Linked DNA regions of Homo sapiens: region 2 is linked to region 1. Evidence: chromatin contacts called from ENCODE Hi-C or POLR2A ChIA-PET data. All regions are on one chromosome and are shown on one strand. Each heading gives the region's core, a stretch centred on a gene start or an enhancer-like site at or near the end of the contact. The rest is flanking DNA. Distances are from core to core; before and after follow the strand shown.

The links. A loop is a pair of places that touch in the nucleus more often than their neighbours do. ChIA-PET counts read pairs that join two places held with the same protein, here RNA polymerase II (POLR2A). Pooled maps may share reads with other maps.
Region 2: a loop to region 1 is called in a map of PC-3, with 2.4 times the contacts of the local background. The contact joins two enhancer-like sites. A Hi-C loop is called at or near these places in 5 of 168 maps with a recorded cell type or tissue (PC-3, esophagus muscularis mucosa, heart left ventricle and 1 more) and 4 of 50 pooled maps. POLR2A ChIA-PET finds 5 or more read pairs at or near these places in 2 of 52 experiments (AG04450 and OCI-LY7).

The regions. Positions count from the first base shown.
Region 1 is chr2:33,272,896-33,278,235 of GRCh38, forward strand. It overlaps LTBP1 (latent transforming growth factor beta binding protein 1), which reads left to right. Exons shown (of 34, transcript NM_206943.4): 16 at 761-886; 17 at 2,070-2,195; 18 at 2,906-3,028. Among named protein-coding and RNA genes, the nearest start is that of MIR4430, 140 kb to the right of the region's middle. Within about 2 kb of position 3,021, at least 11 of the 41 ENCODE cell types and tissues checked have a DNase peak (open chromatin) inside an H3K27ac peak, as active enhancers do; they include PC-3, where a contact is called at or near this core.
Region 2 is chr2:33,156,486-33,161,825 of GRCh38, forward strand. The region is part of intron 5 of LTBP1 (latent transforming growth factor beta binding protein 1); the gene reads left to right. Among named protein-coding and RNA genes, the nearest start is that of LTBP1, 210 kb to the left of the region's middle. Within about 2 kb of position 2,111, at least 3 of the 41 ENCODE cell types and tissues checked have a DNase peak (open chromatin) inside an H3K27ac peak, as active enhancers do; they include PC-3, where a contact is called at or near this core.

The DNA.
Region 1 (5,340 bases), core at 1,771-4,270:
CTCCTAAGACCCTCCCTCCACTGTAGTGTATGTCTGTGAGTAGACTGAGGACTTGAACAGGGCTAATCTGTACAGGATATATAGAAGAAGCCAGTCTTACACAGGGCTCAGTAAGGGAGTAAGGGAGGAATTTAGCAGAAAAGATTTGGGAAAAGATTCTACTTTACCAGTAGAAATAAAATATGTTCATTTTGAAATTGGCAAATAAGAGTAAGATACACCAAGAAGTTTTTCTTTGTTTAGAAGTGGGAGGTCTTTGGGGGGATTAATGATAAATTTTGGAGGAGATTGGATGTATTTGTTGAAACTCAAATATGGCCTGCTAAAGAATGGAAAGTTACAATGTGTTTCTTATCAATAGATAAGAAATCTCTTACCTATTGGTGATTCAGACTCTATCATCTAAGATGAACTACAATGAATAGAAACTCATTAATAGGCCATTTTGGAAGCTGTTTTATTAATAATTGATTTTCTTACAACTTACAACATGGCCTTTTTCTGAGTTTCTTCTCACTTCAGTTCATCTTAAAAATGGCTTTACTAGGAACTATTGATGTCCTTGGATAGGACTAACTAATCCATTATAAAGTAATCACATGAATTTATACTTGATGTCAGAGGTCACCTTTGTCTTCTAAATGTAGAGCTGGCAATAATTTGCTAGTTGGTCAGGAAACTCAAAGTAATACTTTGAGAGTAGCAGTGAAATCTGTTCATTTCTGTGGGTTTTTTCACATTATTTTATTTACTTTTAAAGAAATCAATGAATGTACTGTGAACCCTGATATCTGTGGAGCAGGACACTGCATTAACCTACCAGTGAGATATACCTGTATATGCTACGAGGGCTACAGGTTCAGTGAACAACAGAGGAAATGTGTGGGTAAGAGACAATTTGATTGACTAAATTATTAAATATCAAACATTTGAACATTAAGAACATTTTTTTCTTAAACCAACTTAACCATTTTGGGAAAGTGTTACTGGTTTAATTTTTTGAAAGTTTATCCCTTAGCTAAGGGAGCTCAAAAAAAGGTTTGCTAAACAACTGGAATTCTCTTACCTCTTTGTTCAACATTTGTTTACCTCGCAAATGTAATATATTTACATAAAGGTGAAATAATTTCCAAAAGCTTTTTGGGTAAAGTAAACAAAATATGAATTACAGAAACAGCTACCTAAAAACATGTATTTAGCAAAAACAAATTAACATTAGTGTATACTGCAGTAAAGAATTACATTCATTTATGTACATAAGACTTGATTTTTTTAAAGGGATTTTAAAATTGAAAATCCATATATGCTGGCCTGAAGGTGTCAGTCAATTTAGAAATTTAGGGATCTCATATATGCTCCTTTTGGAAAAAAAAAAAGTATCTCAGAAAGATATGCAGTAGAGTTAAATAAATCATTTTAATGTGACTCTAAATTTAATTTCTCTTTTTTTTTTTAAGAAAAAGAAAATTCAGCACTAAATTATGAGGCCAATAGGAAGCAACAAAGGAACATATCTAATTAATACTTCTTTAGTATATGTGAATTTTGCTGTTTGGTGTGTGTGTATGGGGGAGAAAGGAGACAGCCACCTGGTCCATAATTTGGCTATTTCCTTGTCATTTGTATACATTATATGTGTCACTTTCAGAACCTAGAATATTAAGTTAGAAAGGCAACAGAGATGACCTAATCCAACTCCATCCACATGCACGGAGGAAGAGTCTCTTTCATGGCATTTCTGACTCCCTACTGACAGCAAATTCCATTGCTTGGATGTCTCTCGTTATCAGGAGAATCCTTCTGTGTTGACCTGAAATCTGCCTCTTTGAAACACCAGTGTCATGGTTTTGTAGTTTTAGCCTTTGAAGTGATACACAGTAGGCTGCTTCTCTCTTCCAGGAACAATCCTTCAAGTACGCGAGGAGAAAGATCGTGTCTCCTTTTGCTGTTGTCCTCAGTTATAAAGGTTGGGTGGTACCCAGGGAATAGTATGATGGTATTTTACAGAACAGGGAAACTAAGTTCTTGCTACACAGAACTAATATTTTTATATGTATTTTTGTTAACAGATATTGATGAGTGTACTCAGGTCCAACACCTCTGCTCCCAGGGCCGCTGTGAAAACACCGAGGGAAGTTTCTTGTGCATTTGCCCAGCAGGATTTATGGCCAGTGAGGAGGGTACTAACTGCATAGGTAATGGCAGCATTCTTCCTGCTTACAAATTCTTAGATCTGAGTTTTTAGATCCCCTAAGACTATCATCAGTTCAGTGCTTATCCAGACAACCCAGAATTTTTTATTAAACAATTATCATGACAGCAGTCTGCTAGATCCCAGGTGATATAAAAATGGATTTTTTTCCCCTAACATTTTTGAAGAAAGAGTGTCATATATGTGCATAGACAAGATACATTAAATGTTACTTTTGGACCACCCTGCATGAATCAAAACTGGATGATTTTGATGTGTGTCAAACAAATCAAAGGGAAAGTAGAAATCAGTTACTGGCCAGGCGCCATGGCCCACACCTGTAATCCCAGCACTTTGGGAGGCCGAGCCTGGCGGATCACCTGAGGTCGGGAGTTTGAGACCAGCCTGACCAACTTGGAGAAACCCTGTCTCTACTAAAAATACAGAATTAGCCAGGCATGGTGGTGCATGCCTGTAATCCCAGCTACTTGGGAGGCTGAGGCAGGAGAATTGCTTAAACCCAGGAGGTGGAGGTTGCAGTGAGCCGAGATCACACCATTGCACTCCAGCCTGGGCAACAAGAGCGAAACTCCATCTCAAAAAAAAAAAGAAATCAGTTACTTCGTTATTATATTTGAGCTAAGCTGGGAGATGGGAGAGGTTTGAAACAGTATTTGGAACACAAAACTCAACAATGCTATCTGCTCTTCGTAGATGTTGACGAATGCCTGAGGCCGGACGTCTGTGGGGAGGGGCACTGTGTCAATACTGTGGGGGCCTTCCGGTGTGAATACTGTGACAGCGGGTACCGCATGACTCAGAGAGGCCGTTGTGAGGGTGAGTCAGCTGAGAGTGTTCAGCACACATGACGGTGATGTGCAGGGTTGGTAGGCACCTTGCCTGGTTCTTGTTTCCTTCCCACACTCAGTGCGTGACACCAGTTTATCCAAGCTCTTTCTGCTTCCTAGATTCACAGGCTCTTTGCCTCTTCCTTTCACTGGCTCTTTTGGGATTATTTTCCATCTTCATGCTCTCATTATTTTTCACCTCAATATCTGCCTCTCTGGTATTTGGAATGAAATCACCATAGAATGATTAATTGCATCATATTTAGTAGAAACACAGACTTAATTACAGAGTCCGGACCATTCATCTGGGAACATGCTGCAGGTGTAACCAGTGTTGATTTTTTGTTTTTGACCTTTTCACCTACTTACATTCCTTTGTCTCCAATGCTTTCTTTTACATGTGTTCTGGTACTTTCTCACAGACTCCCCAAGAAGCATGGTCTGACAAACTTTGGTCAGATTCCAACTGTGCTTAATAAAATTTCCTCATTATTGACCACAGCAATGAGCTTTCTCTCATTATAAAAATGTTATAAAAAGTATTTATAGCATGGTCACAATTATTATCCTTTTCATATTTCTTTTCACGTTTGTGTCCAAGTTGCTCTGGTTCTTTTTGAAACCAATGTAGTGAGGCCAGGCACGGTGGCTCACGCCTGCAATCCCAGTGCTTTGGGAGGTTGAAGCGGGTGGATCACTTGAGGCCAGGAGTTTGAGACCAGCCTGGCCAACATGCTGAAACTCCCTCTCTCCTAAAAATACAAAAATTAGCTGGATGTGGTGGCACACGCCTGTAATCCCAGCTACCTGGGAGGCTGAGAAACAAGAATCACTTGAACCTGGGAGGCAGAGGTTGCAGTGAGCTGAGATCATGCCACTGCATTCCAGCCCAGGTGACAGAGAAAAACCTTGTCTCCAAAAAACAAAGCAAAACAAAACAAAACACTATGGCACTTTTTTTGCAATTATTTTCATGAAGAAATACACTGACCTTCTGCTAAAAACCTGTCATGGAAATATGAGGGTGAAGGAACACGGGATCTGTGAGGGCACGGGAGCATGGTGCTGGTTCCTTGGGGTTCCCTGCCTGGCTGTCAGCAGAGCCTAATAGATCTGGGCTCTGTTAGGTGGGGCAGGATGGACTAGGTTGGCACAGCCAGCCCTCAGCTGTCCCCTGGCTTCTGCCTGTTGGTTTTCTTCACTGCTCTAATGACCCAGGCCTGGAGGGAGAGCTAATTAGACATTTTTTGGCAGCCTACACTTGCCCCTCCTGCTGGTGTCTTGCCTCTGCCCCTTGGGTTCTAATCTAGAGAGAAGTGGGAGTGTTTTATGTTGCTGGATCTCTGATCAGCATGGAGTTTTGTACCCTCCCCGAGGGCCACGAGGCTACAGAACAAGCACAGGTGTAAAGTGTCTCCACGCTGCTCTTCCAGGGAACTCTCCTCTGCTGAAGAGATGCAGCGTGGGAGCAGCTCACCACGCCCACAGTAACTGCCTGACCTGTAGCCACTGACTTTGCCCCTTTGAAACGTAGTACATCATCTGTAAAATAGGAACCATGAAGTTAACTTTCCAGGTTTTCATGAAAATAACTTCATGTTGCCATAACTTGTATGATGCCTGTCACTTTGTTAGTTTTCAAGAAGTTATAGTTTCTTTAAATCTCCCCCCATCCCTGACTCCTTTTGTGTTTGTATAGATCTCAAGCACCTCTGTAGTTGCGGGGAGTGCTTTAAAAAAATGGGGTGTTTATTTGACAAGCATTTATGTGCAGAGCAGTATCCCCCAACCCCCAACAAAGAAGTCAAATACTGATTTTTTTTTCCCTTTCTTTCTTTCTTTCTTTCTTTCTTTCTTTCTTTCTCTCTCTCTTTCTTTTTTTCTTTCTTTCTTTCTTTTTTTTTTTTTTTTTTTAAAGACAGTCTTGCTCTGTCGCCCAGGCTGGAGTGCAGTGGTGCGATCTCAGCTCACTGCAAGCTCCGCCTCCCGGGTTCACATCATTCTCCTGCCTCAGCCTCCTGAGTAGCTGGGACTACAGGTGACCGCCACCATGCCCGGCTAATTTTTTTTTCTATTTTTAGTAGAGACAGGGTGTCACCGTGTTAGCCAGGATGGTCTCGATCTCCTGACCTCGTGATCTGCCAGCCTCAGCCTCCCAAAGTGCTGGGATTACAGGTGTGAGCTACTGCACCCGGCCCAAATACTGATTCTTAAGTTCTACACACGGGTCAAGAATGGAAAGATAAGATACTTAAGTAATAGGATGGAAAGGAATAGAAAATAAATTGGAAAATTATGTAC
Region 2 (5,340 bases), core at 861-3,360, 120 kb before region 1:
ACTATTTCCTCCTCACCTGTAGAATGGGAAGGATAATACCTGCCTCATAAGATGTTGTGAGGGTTAAATGACAGCATGGTTTGCAAAAAGGCTTTGTGATCTGCAGAATAATGTCCATATATAAGTATTATTATTGTTACTGTTAATTGCTTGCTTACCATACTTCATATATTTGATTACATCAAAATGCAACTATATAACTATACAACTATATATATAACAATTGAACATATTTTAACATATTATAAAATAGAAGACATTGGTATTAACACATGTAACCAGTGTATACTTAATTTCTTGAGTATATTAAACATCAAATATTATAAATTGATAGCATTGCCTAGTACTTCAATATTTTTATGTCATTTAGCTATAATTTCAAGTCTGAGTCAAACCGATTATCTTACTGTATATATATTTAATGAATTTTAAGAGAATTCAAAGAACTTTGATTCCATTTGATTTATTATTTCGGGTTTTCATGAAGAAATTTACAAACTTGACAGGTCTGCAAATGACAGATTTTACACACTTGGCCATTACATTGGTGACTGAAGAGCAGAGGTTTTGTTTGGACTCCAGGCATGCAGGGGAGGCAGACATAATTTTCCCCCTTTCTAGAGTTCTTGGCCTTGGAAATTTAATATCTACTTTAATCTTAAATGTAGAGATGCTGAAAATCGTGTAAGTCAAACATCAAAGGTGTTTAGAACCTAGAGACTTGTTATTGTCTGTGATTATTTTAGATGTTTAGAATTGAAATGTGGCTAATGCACGGATGAGGATTAAGAGCTTTGAAGGCTGTAAGCAGTTAAGGAAGGAAAACCTCATTTCAGTGGCTCATTTACTGTCATTGGCATGTTTCTGAACAGTTGAAAGCTGATTTACCAAAGGATCCTGCGTGCAGGAGGAGTAAGCATTTTGTAGAAATCAGTAGGGAACTGTTTTGAGAAGTGAATGGGAAGCCCTTAGAGCTGAAAGTAGCTTGGAGAGCATCTCATTCATTCTTTTCATTTTATAGATCAGAAAATTGAGACCCAGACAGGGAGGTTATGACTTCAAGGTCATAGTTGGTGGCAACGCTCAGATGCAGACCCAGGCTTCTGACTCCCATTGCATTTCCAAGTGAGATGGTTTTTGCAAGATTTTTATATCCAGAACATTTTAAAATTGGCCATCTATAGGATGATGGTGCTGTACTGGAGATTTCTAATGCAGTTTGCATGTGTACGAGGAGCATCAGAGAGAGATCTTGCCCCAGCTGAAAAGCCAGTATCTTTTTCCCACTGACCTGTGCCCACCCAAATAAGGTGAGGATGAGAATCACTGGGTTACTGGGAAAAGCTGGAATGACCATAGTCAAGAGAAAATATAGGCCACATGCGGTGGTTCATGCCTGTAATCCCAGCACTTTGGGAAGCCAAGGCATGTGGATCATCTGAGGTCAGGAGTTTGAGACCAGCATGGCCAACATGGGGAAACCCTACTAAAAATACAAAAATTAGCCAGCCGTGGTGGCATGTGCCTATAATCCCAGCTACTTGGGAGGCTGAGGCAGGAGAGTTGCTTGAACCTGAGAGGCGGTGATTGCAGCAAGCCAAGATTGTGCCATTGCACTCCAGCCTGGGCAACAAGAGTGAAACTCTTGTCTCAAAAAAAAAACAAAAAAAAAAAAAAAAAGAGAGAGAGAGAGAATATATATGCATAAAACAGAGTATTCCTCAGTCATTTTGTAAACCTTTGTTCAACAAAAGAATGAATACATTGTGTTGTGTAAACTTCAGATAGAGATTGAGAGACTATCAAACCCAAATATCCAGGGATTAAGTAGTTACATAGAAGTAAGTAGTTACATAGAAGAAATATTCTATGTAACTGGGGCACTGACAGGCCCTCCCATCCCAGACACAGAAGGCTACTTACTGCCCACCGGAGCTTCTGCAGGGCCTGATAATGATGGACATCACAGTTCTGTGCCACTTTTTGGAATTAATCTAGAGAAAGAATTGAGACAGGGCATCCCAGATGAAGCCAAATAGGGGTGACTTATAGTTCCCTGGTTAATTCCTGGAGGGGGTCCTGAATAACAGGCTCTTGGATCATGCAAAGGAAGTAGAGTAATAAAGGACCTATGAGATTCATTGACATTGTGGTTGTCGAAGGAGGCACCTTCTAGCCAGAAAATGGAAGATTTCTTTCCAGTGATTCATATGTATTACCCAGAACACTTTGACTTCCTGGAATTTAAAATATAAACTCAAGTCTCTTGGCAATAACTTTTAAACACTGCAGATCACTGGCTTCTCCACTCCTCTCCCTTTTCCCCTAACCCCGATCCTTTAAATAGATAGCAGTATACGTACATGTTAGGTAGCTGTGATGACAAAAAAGTTCAAAATGATGCACAGAGTGTACCTTCTTTCTTTTCTGTGATACTGTTGACACATTCTCAGTCCAGCACAGTATAACCATGCAATAGGAAACACAGTTCTTTGGAGAGCTCAGTTAAGTGAGATGAAAATACCTATCGTGATTCTGTGTCTCATGGCCAGGCAGGATGCAATGACATGGGAATGCAGGGGGCCTAGGGTCTGCCTAATCTCAGCCCTGTATGTGCTTCTGTGAGTGAGGGAACAAAGTACCTGCCTAGCAAGCTGTGGCCTGGGTGGTGACAGCTACATTTTGCTTGCTTCCCTCTCCTAAGTGAGCAGTATACTTGCTGCTGTGGCTCCGCAACTCAAGGGCGTCCTATCACAAATAATGAAAAATATGGGTCCTTTCAGCATACAGATGACTTAGTGGTAATAGTCCCTTCGAACCTTGAGTGCTTGCTTATAAAGTCAAGGCCCAGCCAATCCAGCAGCCACTTCACTGAGCTCTGGAGTTTGAGTTATCAAAAAGCTGTCACCTCTTACACTTCCTGTCTAGCACCTTTTAAAGGTAACATCACTGCCTCCACTTCCAAAAAAGAATTTCTGTTCTCCATCTCTTCTATTTCTTATTCTTTGTGTCCAATTCATTCAACTCTTAAAATAATACTTTCAAATAATATCCAGAAAGTCTGGTGATTGTGCTTCTAACCCCCACCCTCCCCAAACCTAGTGAAGCTGCTTATTTCTCTGCCTCTTGGATCTATGGGTGGTCCCATTTAGGCTTCTTTAGTTTCCTATGTCATCATCTTCAGGATTATTAGAGAAGAATTCCCAGATTAAAAGTATGGAGAAAGATTTGATTCGGAGCTGGAAGGAAAGGAAAAGTAATGTTCACTGAGTACCTTCTGTGTACTCAACTTAGTTTTAGCCATTGTCACATGCTATTTTTCTGCATCCCAAGACCAATGGGTATATTATTTCCATGTACCGATTAGAAAACTGAGGCCTAGCAAATTCATTTTATTTTATTTTATTTATTTTTGAGATGGAGTCTCGCTCTGTTGCCCAGGCTGGAGTGCAGTGGCGCAATCTCTGCTCACTGCCACCTCTGCCTCCCGGGCTCAAGCAATTTTTCTACCTCAGCCGCTCGAGCTGGGATCATAGGCACCCGCCACCACACCTGGCTAATTTCTGTATTTTTGGTAGAGATGGGGTTTCACCGAGTTGGCCAGGCTGGTCTTGAACTCCTGACCTCAAGTGGTCCGCCCACGTCGGCCTCCCAAAGTGCTAGGATAACAGGTATGAGCCACCGCGCCTGGCCTCAAATTTAAATAGAATATTCAATCCAGAGAAAGAATTCAACTTTAAAAATAACGATTATGGACAATTTCCATTTCTGTAGCCACGAAGAGAAAATTTATTAGGGGCTTGAGGAGACTTGCCCCTTTTAATTGTTGGTGGATGAATCGCAAAACTTGAATTTAATGGAATCCAAGTGCCTTGGACTGCTTTTGAGCAGGTCATTCATGTGGTTAGAGCAACGCTGCTTCCAAGGGAATGTTTTGATTGATTGTGTCAGCGTCCTTGGGTGGCCCTTCCAGGAGCTTGAATGCCTGTGTAAGTTTGGTTTCCTCTGGCTAGCTTCTAAGCTCCTGCAGATGAGGTACCACATCTTCTTTCTATTTTGTTCTTCTAATAATGACTAGTGTAATAAATTAATCAGTATGGAAATTCAGCACAGGTAGGTTGACCTACTATAGAAAGAGGCTTTTTCAGCTCTGTTGAGAGTCACTAGATATTATAGACAAGTACTATCAACTAGGTATTTGGGCCTCGTGATTAGTTGCAGTTATTTCTGCCTCATTATTACTGGTCATTGTGGTTCTTAACTCAGGGATAGAAGGTAGATTTTATTTTATGTACCCACTCTATCTGTTGCTGACCAGCACAGTATGCTGAGAATTCGGAGATGACATCTAGGCCCAGCAAGAACTATGATAGGTTAATAATTTTTGTTAGAGGAGAGGAGAGTGCAGCACCTACCCTATAGGTGCTGCTGTCATGGTTGTTGCCAGCAGTCCAGCAGTTATCTCAATGAAGACTGGGTCTTTCTTGCCCCTCTTGACCACTCCAGAAGTTATTGGGACAATGTGTACACTTTGGAGATAGCATGGTAGACTTTGAGTATTGACTCTGCCATTTATTAATAGTGTGCTTTGAGAAGAATACTACATGTCTCAGAATCTCAGTTTTCTTCTGTAACTTGGTGTAAAGCGATGTCATTCACAGGATGGCTATAAAGAGTAGATGACATAATAGCTATAATACCCTGTAAAATAGAAATCCAACAATTGTTAGTATCTTTCCCTTACGTAGAGGTTAAATAGGAAGCTTTTTTTTTTTCCTTTTTTTTTTTTTTTGAGATGGAGTCTTGCCCTGTCTCCCAGGCTGGAGTGCGGTGACATGATTTCAGCTCTGTGCAACCTCCCAACCTCCACCTCCCAGGTTCAAGCAGTTCTCTGCCTCAGCCTCCCAAGTAGCTGGGATTACAGGTGCCCGCCACCACACCCAGCTAATTTTTTTGTATTTTCAGTAGAGATGGGGTTTCACCGTCTTGGCCAGGCTGGTCTTTAACTCCTGACCTCGTGATCCACCTGCCTCAGCCTTCCAAAGTGTTGGCATTACAGGCGTGAGCCACCACGCCCGGCCAGGAAGCTTCTTTATAGAGACTTTGCTGTTCTTACCTTCTGCAAACAAATGAGCACATGAAAGAATGGAGAATGTTAATATTAGCGTTAAAGTAGATATGTTATTTTCTTCACTTTTGTGTCCTAAATTGTTAGCTGCAAAAGATTAATATATTTTAATTTATTAACAAAGAAAGTAGAAACTTTTCAACAGGTTTATTTTGGGCATATTAAAGAACCTGCATTGTAGACTATAAACATTCATGATCGCTTTTATTGAT